Linked DNA regions of Homo sapiens: region 2 is linked to region 1. A link is an interaction called in ENCODE POLR2A ChIA-PET data of the cell type or tissue named here. Cell type or tissue: PC-9. All regions are shown on one strand. Each heading gives the region's core, and the rest is flanking DNA. Links, peaks and the distances in the headings are about the cores only.

What was found. ChIA-PET counts read pairs that join two places held together with the same protein. Peaks named below come from ENCODE experiments on the same cell type or tissue, not always from the same donor. Only the 100,000 strongest peaks of a DNase experiment are listed, where the experiment ranks them.
Region 2: POLR2A ChIA-PET joins it to region 1 with 6 read pairs; 2 of 35 experiments call an interaction of 5 or more read pairs at or near these places.

The regions. Positions count from the first base shown.
Region 1 is chr2:31,205,048-31,210,423 of GRCh38, reverse strand. CAPN14 (calpain 14) reads left to right here. Exons shown (of 22, transcript NM_001145122.2): 2 at 4,925-5,201. The coding sequence starts at 4,977. Among named protein-coding and RNA genes, the nearest start is that of CAPN14, 9.8 kb to the left of the region's middle. In PC-9, for the core only: no CTCF peak of the experiment used is centred there; a DNase peak (open chromatin) is centred at 2,393; H3K27ac peaks cover 341 bases.
Region 2 is chr2:30,284,553-30,289,928 of GRCh38, reverse strand. No RefSeq gene overlaps it. Among named protein-coding and RNA genes, the nearest start is that of LBH, 56 kb to the right of the region's middle. RefSeq lists enhancers at 367-875, 1,767-1,816. In PC-9, for the core only: no CTCF peak of the experiment used is centred there; no DNase peak of the experiment used is centred there.

The sequences.
Region 1 (5,376 bases), core at 215-5,214:
CAGGCTGGAGTGCAGTGGCGCAATCTCGGCTCACTGCAAGCTCCGCCTCCCGGGTTCACACCATTCTCCTGCCTCAGCCTCCCGAGTAGCTGGGACTACAGGCACCTGCCACCACGCCCGGCTAATTTTTTTTTTTGCATTTTTAGTACAGACGGGGTTTCACCATGTTAGCCAGGATGGTCTTGATCTCTTGACCTCGTGATCCGCCCTCCTCAGCCTCCCAAAGTGCTGGGATTACAGGCGTGAGCCACCGCTCCTGGCCCTGACTGAACTTTCAATGGCAGAGATACAGTATTCATTTCTGTCCAGTTTGTGAGAGTCAATGTTTTCACTGACATCAACCTCTCTTTCCAAATGAGTTGTAAGACCACCCTTTGTAAAGCCTTCACAGATTCTCACCTGTGGCTATGGACTCTGTATTCCTGGACAACACGGAAACTTCCAGCTGGACAACCTCATAGGACCAGGCAATCTGCTGTCTTAAGGTTGACCAGTGCTGTGCTGGTAATATTCAACAACTAGCTCTCAATTTTTTTTTTCTTTTAAAAGGCCAAGTAGCTCTGATTTGTAGCATTTACCCATTCCATGGTATGGACACTCCCATGATGGCCAATTACAAGGTACTAACATGGCATGATGGAATACAGACTTGAGAAGAGATGTGCACAGCTGGCTCCTGTCATCCTGCTCACACTGGCTACTGAAATATCACTGAGACCCACCTGAAGGAGTAAATTTTGACACAAGGTGTATCTAGAGTCTGTTCCTTCTCCCACATTTAAAATGTTCCCATTTACCTTTTAGTAAACACTAACATATTAAATAGGCAGAGGGTTATCAGGAGAGACAAGGAAACCCTGCCTGTATACAGGGATTGGGGTTTGGAGTTTGCGCTGCTGGCTGGTGTATCCCCAGGTGTCTTGTCTGGTGATGCTCCTGATGTTCACAAGCTAGTTAGCGTTCAAAGGCCTCCTCCTCTGGATCAAGGCACTTAGGTTATCTGAGCACCAGGTTATTTGACACCTCTCACCATCATAACGCCCTTCCTAGCACCCAGCATCTATAGATAAGGGGAGAATAGCCAGTATGGAAGAAGTGAAGATCAAAGCCTGACTCTCTGTTTACTTCCTGAGTATAAATAAATTTTGGACAGGCACGGTGGTTCATGCCTGTAATGCCAGCACTTTGGGTGGCTGAGGTGGAAGGACTGCCTGACGCCAGGAGTTAGAGACTAGCCTGGGCAACACAGCAAGACCTCATCTCTCCAGAAAAAAAAAAAAAAAAAAGTTAGCTGCGCATGGTGGCATGAGCCTGTAGTCCTAACTACATGAGAGGTTGAGGCAGAAGGATCCCTTAAGCCCAGGAGTTCAAGGCTGTAGTAAGCTGTGATCGTGTCCTTGCACTCCAGCTTGGGTGACAGAGTGAGACCCTGTCTCTAATAAAAAATAATAGTAATGCTGACATGCAAAACACTGCAGAACAACCTGGCAGCTTATGGGGAGCCAAGGAAAGAACTCTGAGGCCCATGGAGGATGCTTTTAGGCTGCACATTCTTAAATAGCTCGAGCCCCATTAGCCTTCACCTATCTATTTGCATAGTCTTATTTTGTGGACCTGCTCCAACGCTGCTCACTTACAATAGTCAAAATGAATTTCCAAATGTGACCTAGACCCATCTGGCCCTTTGTAGAGAGCTGTGCCAATCTGGAAATGAGCCAATTTCATCCATGGTTTGTAATATATAGGAAACATGCAAGAACCGCCAACTGGTTTCATCTGGGCCTATATTCTCCCTAAGGTGACTTAGGAATACTTATTTACAAATAAGATTGTGTGTGTATGTGTGTGCACGCACACATGTGGCCTCATTCTAAACTTTGGAGGGTGAGAGGAACCTGTGATGGGTGTTTTGTCTTCTGAGCCCATGATGTACTGTGCTTGTCACAAGATGTAGTATTTGCAGGCTTGAAGAGGAATCCAGGTATGACCCAGCACTTGGTAAGGAGGGCATGAGCCTGAGGGAGGTTCTGAAGCCAAGGGACCCTCTATCATTTTTCACAGGACAAGCAATAAAGATTGTTGTAAAGGCTTGAAGGGGCAAAAAGGGAGACCTTGCCTTTGTGAGGCCTCAAGTTTGTTTATAAATGTGCAGGTGGTAGAAGAAACTTCCTGGGAAGAAAATGGGGTAAGCCTGGGGGAAGCTTTGCCTACTCATCCACATTAGGGAAAAAAACTCCAGTTTTTTTTTGGAGTTTTTTTTTGGAGTCAAAAAAATAAAAGACCTGAGTAACAGCTTTTGAGTTTCTGTGACCTGGGTTAGAAGAGGGCTGGGTCTTCCCCCAGGAAGTACACAGGCACCCGTGACAAATAAGAATAGCCAGGAATCGACTGCCCTCAGCTCTCAGAGGTAAGGGTGTGAGACAAACAACATTCCAGCAGTGCTAATCCTGCAGAGGATTCAAAAGCCATTAGGCAGAAGAGGCTTCTGTGCATACATCACTCAGAGCAGAACCACAGTGGGGCCACTCCACCAACTGGTCACTGGCAGTGCTTGATGAGCTACCTACAAAACTGAGAGCAAGTGTTTAGAAACTTTTATAGCAATTGATCAAATAATTTAAATTTAATTTAATTTTTGTTGAATCTAACTTCTTTTTTGAGACAGAGTCTTGCTCTGCTTCCCAGGCTGGAGTGCAGTGCCGCCATCTCTGTTCACTGCAAACTCTACCTCCCGGCTCAAGTGATCCTCCTGTCTCAGCCTCCCAAGTAGCTAAGATTACAGTCATACATCACCATGCCTAGCTAATTTTTGTATTTTTATGTAGACGAAGTTTTGCCATGTTGCCCCAGCTGGTATCGAACTTCTGGGCTCAAGTGATTTGCCCACCTTGGCTTCCCAAAGTGCTGGGATTACAGATGTGAGCCCTTGCACCTGACCTGAAAAAATCTTAAAGGGGGACTTGACTTTATGTATCTTTTAAAATGTTATGTTTGTATTTATTCATTTTCATTAAATTTCTATGACAAATCGGAAATAAAAGAACATAGGCCCTTCACTAGTGATAATTTGAGAAGCACCAAGACAGTAGGTGCCCAATGGGGCAGACAATGGGTCCATAGACAGAATGAGGGGATCTCAGCGAATGCCAGGCACTCAAGGAGGGCTTCCTGGGGAAAGGACTCAAGTTAGACTTTGGGGGATGGGCAGGACCTTGACAAATGGAGAGGACCCCAGGTCACTCCTACAGCCATGAGGGAGAAGTCACACTCAGTATAAGCACATTTGCGAGTTACTTTTAGGGCATGTACATTCTGTCCCAAACACTGTGCGGGGTGTAATAGGCAGTTTGTAGCACTGAGAGCTGAACATTGTTATGGGAGTCAGGGCTCTGGGTTCTGGATACAGCCCTTATAAAATCTCCCTGTATAGCACCAGGAAGATCATTTAACCCTTCTCGCTCTCCCACCCTCTAAACTGTAAGAGCCATGAGGGCAGGGACTGTCTTTGGTGAGCAGTGCCTACCTCAAGCCTGACAAATGATAAGTTCCCAGTAAAATTTTTGGTGAATGAATGGACAGGTTTCAGTTGTAACACCTGAAAAATGGGGAGGCTAATAAGATTAGTGGTTTTGCAACTGTAAAATGAAAAACTATATTGTGTAGCCAACCTGTCCTGCAAGAAGCTCCAGGAAATCAAGTTTTGTAGCTGGGTTATCAAAATGGATTCTGGTAACAAGGAAAAGGGGAGAATGGGCACGTACTGGCAACTGTTGGTATTTGGCACAATATGTGTGTGTGTGATTTTTTTGTCCCCCTTTTACATTAGCAAGAAAGTCTTCAAGGAAGGATTTCTTTGTAAAGAGAATGTAGGCTGGGCATGGTGGCTCACGCCTGTAATCTCTCAACACTTTGGGAGGCCAAGGCGGGTAGATCACTTGAGGTCAGGAGTTCGAGACCAGCCTGGCCAACATGGCGAAACCCCATCTCTGCTAAAAATACAAAAATTAGCTGGGTGTGGTGGCGGGCGTCTGTATCTGATGCACTGCCGGCTCGCCCACGCCAACCTGCAGCCCTGCCAGAGCCTGTGACCGCCCGTGGGGGCCTTCTGTGAGAGACCCACGCACCCTGTGCTGGAGCCTGGGGTTTTACCCTTGACCCGGAGCGCAGCTGGGGGCTCCTGGGATGGGAGAGACATCCTTGGGAGGCCTCCACGTGGGAGCTGCTGGCCCCCAGCACCCCCTGCGGCCTTGCTAATCCCAGCTACTCGGGAGACTGAGGCAGGAGAATTGCTTGAACCTGGAAGCCAGGGGTTGCATTGAGCCGAGATCGCGCCACTGCACTCCAGCCTGGGCAACAGAATGAGACTCTGTCTCAAAAAAAAAAAATAAATAAATAAAAAAAATAAAGATAATGTAGGAGGAGGTTTTGCAGGGAAGAATAAGGAGGACATTGAAGCAGGAGGAATGCTGTGTGTCTGTAGCTGGGAGGCAGGAGTTGGCAGGCCTGGTGGAGGCCTGAGCAGGCAGCCACTACTCCCCACTACCTTGGCAGGCACAGGACCCTCCGGCCCAGGGGACTGAGCTCCAGCTTCCTGCTTCTCTTCTCCTGCCTCCCCACTAAGCAGAAGGGACCCCCGTGACATTGGTGCAGTCAGGGGCCCAGGACTCAGCCCTGAGGCTTGAGAGAACTTTCCCTTCTGTAGGCTTTTGCCACAAGATCCCTGATCTCCCACCAGGTCCTCAAGCACTTGAGTGAGTGCTCAAGGACCCACACTCTCTGGGACAAAATCGAACCACCTGCTTCTGTCTCTTTCTCACCAGCTGACTTCTCCGCTCCCATTCTCTCCATCCTTCCCCTCGTCTCTGTGGCAATGGCAAAGCACAAGGAGGAAGTGAGGAAACTGACCGTCCTCTCTCCATTTCAGGAGCAGCAGAGACTCCTCAGGAAGACTCACTGGACTGTACCCACCACCTGCCATGTCTCTGTGGCCACCTTTCCGATGCAGATGGAAGCTGGCGCCAAGGTACTCTAGGAGGGCGTCTCCACAGCAACCCCAACAGGACTTTGAGGCCCTGCTGGCAGAGTGCCTGAGGAATGGCTGCCTCTTTGAAGACACCAGCTTCCCGGCCACCCTGAGCTCCATCGGCAGTGGCTCCCTGCTGCAGAAGCTGCCACCCCGCCTGCAGTGGAAGAGGCCCCCGGTGAGGCAAAATGTGTCAGCCCAGACCCTCCTTCCCCAGGGTTTAGGGCTTTCAGATACTGCGCCTAAGATATATGGGAGAAAAAAACAGGCTTTTTCCTACTCTCTCCTCTCCACTCAACACAACACACTCTTCTAACACCAGATGTGTAGGAGGTTTTCCCCACATGCCAAGC
Region 2 (5,376 bases), core at 302-5,301, 920 kb after region 1:
AATAAAATTACTAGGCTGTGTGCTGCTATCTGGCCAACGCTTGCTTTGGACATCCTTGACAATACCCTCTACCTTGCCTCTTCAAGGGTTTTAACCTCTCCATGACATTGTCCTCTATGGGAGGGCTCATGCACCCCACCCCGCCCAAGAACTTCCCCTTAACATTTTACAAATGCTGTAGAAAAAATTTTGTGTGGCTGGGCGCCGTGGCTCATGCCTGTAATCCCAGCACTTTGGGAGGCCGAGGCAGGTGGATCACTTGAGGTCAGGAGTTCGAGATCAGCCTGGCCAACATGGTGAATCCCGTCTCTACTAAAAGTACAAACATTAGCTGGGCGTACTTAGCTGGGTGTGGTGGTGCACACCTGTAGTCCCAGCTACTTGGGAGGCTGAGGCAGGAGAATCGCCTGAACCCGGGAGGCAGAGTTGCAGTGAGCTGAGATGGTGCCACCGCACTCCAGCCTGGGCGACAGAGCGAGACTCTGACTCAAAAAAAAGAAAAATGGTGTTTCAGTGTAAACCTATGCATTGTCTACAGCAAAGCTGTCAGGGCTATCAGATTCTACTATGCATTGTCTTTGAGCTATTTTGCAAGGCTCTGTAAATTGGAAGTAACCGATAGATATGTAAATTATGTCTTGTCTGATAGTGATTTAATTGACTTCCTCCCCTTTTGGGAAAAAAAGCAATTTAATCTCCATTTGCAATTCATCTCTACATTCCTTCACTCAGTAAGAATTTGTGTGTTTTTGACTTTTCCTTTGAACTATTGCCTGGTTTCTTGGTATCAGGAGTAAATAAATTCTTCAACGTGTACATTTTTATATTTGTATGTGAATCATAATTTTATTCTTTTTCTGAAAAATAACTTTTAATACTATAGTGTCTCTTTCTAACCCTTTAGGAGACTTTTTTTTAGGCTACCATTTGAATTTTGTTAGACTTCATGCCTCTTCTATCCTCACCAATTACCTCTCTTACCCCCTCCCTAGTCCACCCAATTTATTGCTTCTCCTGGATTCCTCTGTTCTTTTACCCTAGACTTGTGCAAAATCAGGCTTGGACATATCCAGGCACTGCTGGAAACCAAATGTTTTGAGGTTGGTTATGTTGTAAATTTCAGCTTCAGCACTGAAGAAATAGAGCCTGGGCATGTTTTGGTATTTAGGATCATTTAAAAGCTGCCTGTTTGGAGACAGAGACCATAGTTAGCATTTTCCCAGCTTTGGAAGGCAGACTTAGGGCTCGCATTTTTTTCAGATGATTTGTAGGACATTAATTGTGCAAATAATTTAACCCTTTGCTTCAGATTTTTTTCCTTTTAAAACAGAGGAGAGTTTAATCCTGAGGAGGAGCTCTGTTGTCGTCAGTGAATGTTTTGGTTTTTTGTTTTCTAATGGCTTCAATTAAGAACTACAACACACCCTGAGTGTGACTTTGCCAATATATTTAGGCTGGCTTATTTCAGTGTGCATGCATGTGTGAAAGACACACAGAAAATAGAGGAAATGAGAGAACACTCTCAAAACTTGCTAAGTGTATAAACTGTGATATTATGTTCATAATTCCCTTTTTCTTCGGCTGTCAGGTTTGAGCCTCAAACATTTTTTATTCCAAGGGAAACAACAGCCCCTGCAAGTAACCCAAGTTCACGGCTTTCCTGGGCCCTTGGAAGCAGGGGAGGCACTCTTTTACTTGGAAGGGTTAATTGAAGACACTTAAGTTTACTCTTGGTCAAATTCACAACCAGGAGAGCTAGAGAGAGAGGAAGTGAATGAGTCTCACTTGTCAAACTTTCCTTTTTGGTTTTTTTTTTTTTTTTAAACTTAACTCTTTCTTTACCCTGGTGTGGACAAAGTGCACTTTAAACCTAAAGGTTTCATGGTTTCAACGTACACTTGATGAACGTTCTTGGATCTCCTGCTAGAAAACATGTTGGTGCATCAAAGAAAAGGGGAAATGATACCTAGCTTATGAAGGAACACTTTCTTCTGAAAATGGAGATGGAAGATGGGTCACAGATTGAGACTAAACATAGTCTCTATGGGCCTAGAGGAAATTTCTCTGGCTAGCTCAGTGAGAGCTGGGGAGGCCATTTCAACATTTTATGAATGAAATTCTTCATCAACACTGTTTCATTAGAGAGACGGACTTGACCCTGGACTAATATAATTGCAGCACTGGAGATATTAATGTAATTTTGAGGCCTCATGTCACATTATAAAAACACAGTGCTATAAAAGACTCTAATTTGCCAAGCTCTACCAGACACCAGATGGTACACTTACAGAGAGAAATTTTTTCCTTGAACAGAAGGTAGTCTGTGATGTCATAAGCAGGAGAAATCACCAATACTCAGGGTCTTGGACACTGACATTCTTTTGAGCTAGCAGAGAAAAAGGCCCACAGATACCCAAAGGGGCAGTGCTAGGTTATGTGGTCCTGACTTTTCTTCTTCCTGCCATCAGCCCCCTGGTAATGAAAGAGAGACTCACAAAAGGGGGATTAGAAACTCCTGGCAACCCTGTTAATGGCTTCCTGTGGGATCTCATTTCCTCTGAAACCCCCAGAAATGAGGAAACCTCAGCTTATTTCAGACTCACCCTTCTCCATTTTACTTTACCCACATCAAGCACCATTGATTCCAATCCTGATATTTCAGACCCCCACAGTGGCTGCAGCCTGAGCTCCTGCCTTCTTCACTACCTGGGCTGAATAAACAGTGAGCTCTGCCTTAGGTCTCTCTCTGTCCTTCCCATCTCTTCCCTCTATCTTCTTCATGCTGCCAGAGTGGTTTTCTTAAATGCAAATTCTATCATGTCTCTGTCTTGCTTAAAAATCATTGATGGCACCTCGCTGCCTGGACCAGTAATGGGAAAAATTGGCCCTAGATTAAAAGTTGCTTTGACCCAGGTAAAAAGCTTGAAGGCAAGTCTTGAAAAATCAAGTTGTTTCCAAGTAGCTTAATTGAGTCCCAGAATAAAACTCAAAAGCATTTAAAGAAGAAACCTAGCATTCAGCACTAATCTGGCATCCAATAAAAAATTATCAGGCGTCAAAGAACTAGGAAAACAATATAAAGAGGAGAAAAATCAATCAATAGAAATAGATACAGAAATGACACAGGTGAATAGACAAGAACAGTATTTTAAATGAGGTAAATATACTCCATATATTTATGGAGAAGACAGAGGAATGCATGAGCATATTAAAGAGATGGTGGTAGATATTTAAAGGAGAAGACCTAAATCAAACTTGTAGAGATTAAAACAAACAAACAAGAACCTCTAATGTCTGAGATGGAAAAACACACTAGATGGGAATAAGAATGAATTGGACACTGCAGACTGAAGAAAAACAGTAAACAGCATCAGTGAGCTGCAGAACAACTTCAAGCAAGATAATATAACATATAGCTTATATACAATAACATATAATAATTCTTTTTGCAGTCCCCACAAAAAGAATAGAGAGATAGAAGGAAGAAATAATAAGGCCGGGCGCAGTGGATCATGCCTGTAATCCCAGCACTTTAGGAGGCTGAGGTGGGCGGATCACGAGGTCAGGAGATCGAGACCATCCTGGCTAACACAGTAAAACCCCGTCTCTACTAAAAATACAAAAAATTAGCCGGGCGTGATGGTGGGTGCCTGTGGTCCCAGCTACCTGGGAGGCTGAGGCAGGGGAATGTTGTGAACCCGAGACGCAGAGCTTGCAGTGAGCTGAGATAGTGCCACTGTACTCCAGCCTGGGAGACAGAGCGAGACTCTTTCTCAAAAAAAAAAAAAAAAGAAATAATAGCTGAATGCTTTTTTCTAATTTGATAAAAATATTTAGGAAGCTCGATGGGCCCTAAGCACAAGAAACATGAAGAAAACAACACCAGTGTACATAATCAAATTGCTTAAGAACAGAGATAAGGAGGAAAACCTTAAAAACAGCCAGGACACGGGCATGAAGAACAAAGAAAATAACAGCAGACTTATTGTTGGAAACAATGCAATCCAAAAGACAGTTGACCAACTTCTTTAATGAACTGAAAGACAACACCGTGAACCTAGAACTCTATATACAGCAAAATATCTTGCAAAAAAAGGTGAACTAATTATTTTAGACATACAAAAGTTAAAAGAATTGGTCACTAATCCTAAAGAAAGTTAAAGGAGAATCTTTGGACAGAAAGAAAATGAAATCAAATAGAAGTTTTGTTCTACATAAAAGAATGAAAAGACTGTAAATAATAAATATGTGGTAAATATTAAAAACAAATTTATTTTTAACATGTCTTTAAAAGGCAATTGATCATTAAAAACAAAAATAATAACAATGTATTGTGAGGTTTATATGCACAAGTAAAATGGCTAGCAAGAATAACACAAAGGCCAGGAAGGGAGGGTGTAAATGCAAGTATACTGTAAGGTTCTTGTGTTGTAAATGAATTGCCATCCTATATTTTGAAGATGAATTGTGATAAACTGAAGATGTATACTATATACGCTAAAGCAAACATCCCAAACACAAGACAAACAGATATAACTAATAAGCCAATAAAAGAGATAAAATAGAATTATAAAAAATAATTTACCTCAAAAGAGGATGAAGATGAAAAAAACAGGTAACAAAAACAGATGAGACAAATGGCAAACAAAGCGCAAGATAGTAAGTTTAATAATAATCATATCGATAATCACATTACCTTCAAATGGTGTAAATATCCCATTTAAAAGGCAGAGATTGTCAGATTGGAGTTTTTTTAAAAAGGCAAGCTCTATATTCTGTCCGTCAAAAAACAAATTGAGGCCAGGCACAGAGGCTCATGCCTGTAATCCCAGCACTTGGGAAGGCCAAGGTGGATGGATCACATGAGGTCAGGAGTTTGGGACCAGCCCGGCCAACATGGTGAAACCCCATTTCTACCAAAAATACAAAAATTAGCCGATCATGGTTCTGGGCGCCTGTAATCTCAGCTACTCTAGAGGTTAAGGCAGGAGAATCGCTTGAACCCAGGAGGCGGAGGTTGCAGCAAGCTGAGATTGTGCCACTGCACTCCAGTCTGGGTGGCAGAGCGAGACTATGTCTCAAAAAACAAACAAAGAAACAAAAAAACCAAATTGAAATATGAGGACACAAATAGGTTAAAATTAAAAGGATAGGAAAAGATGCTATGGTCACACTAATCAGAAAAGCCTCTCCTCCTACAATGAGGAGTCATAGGAAGGCAGGCAGTTTGGAGGGAAGGGGCAGAGAAAGACGCCAGCAGTGTCCCTCCCACATCATTTCTTGTAATGGAGGCAGAGTCTCCTTCTCAGAACTGCTGCACAGTGGGGCACGGCAGTCCACAACACCCACTGCGAGCCAGTCCTGTGGGGGCAAATG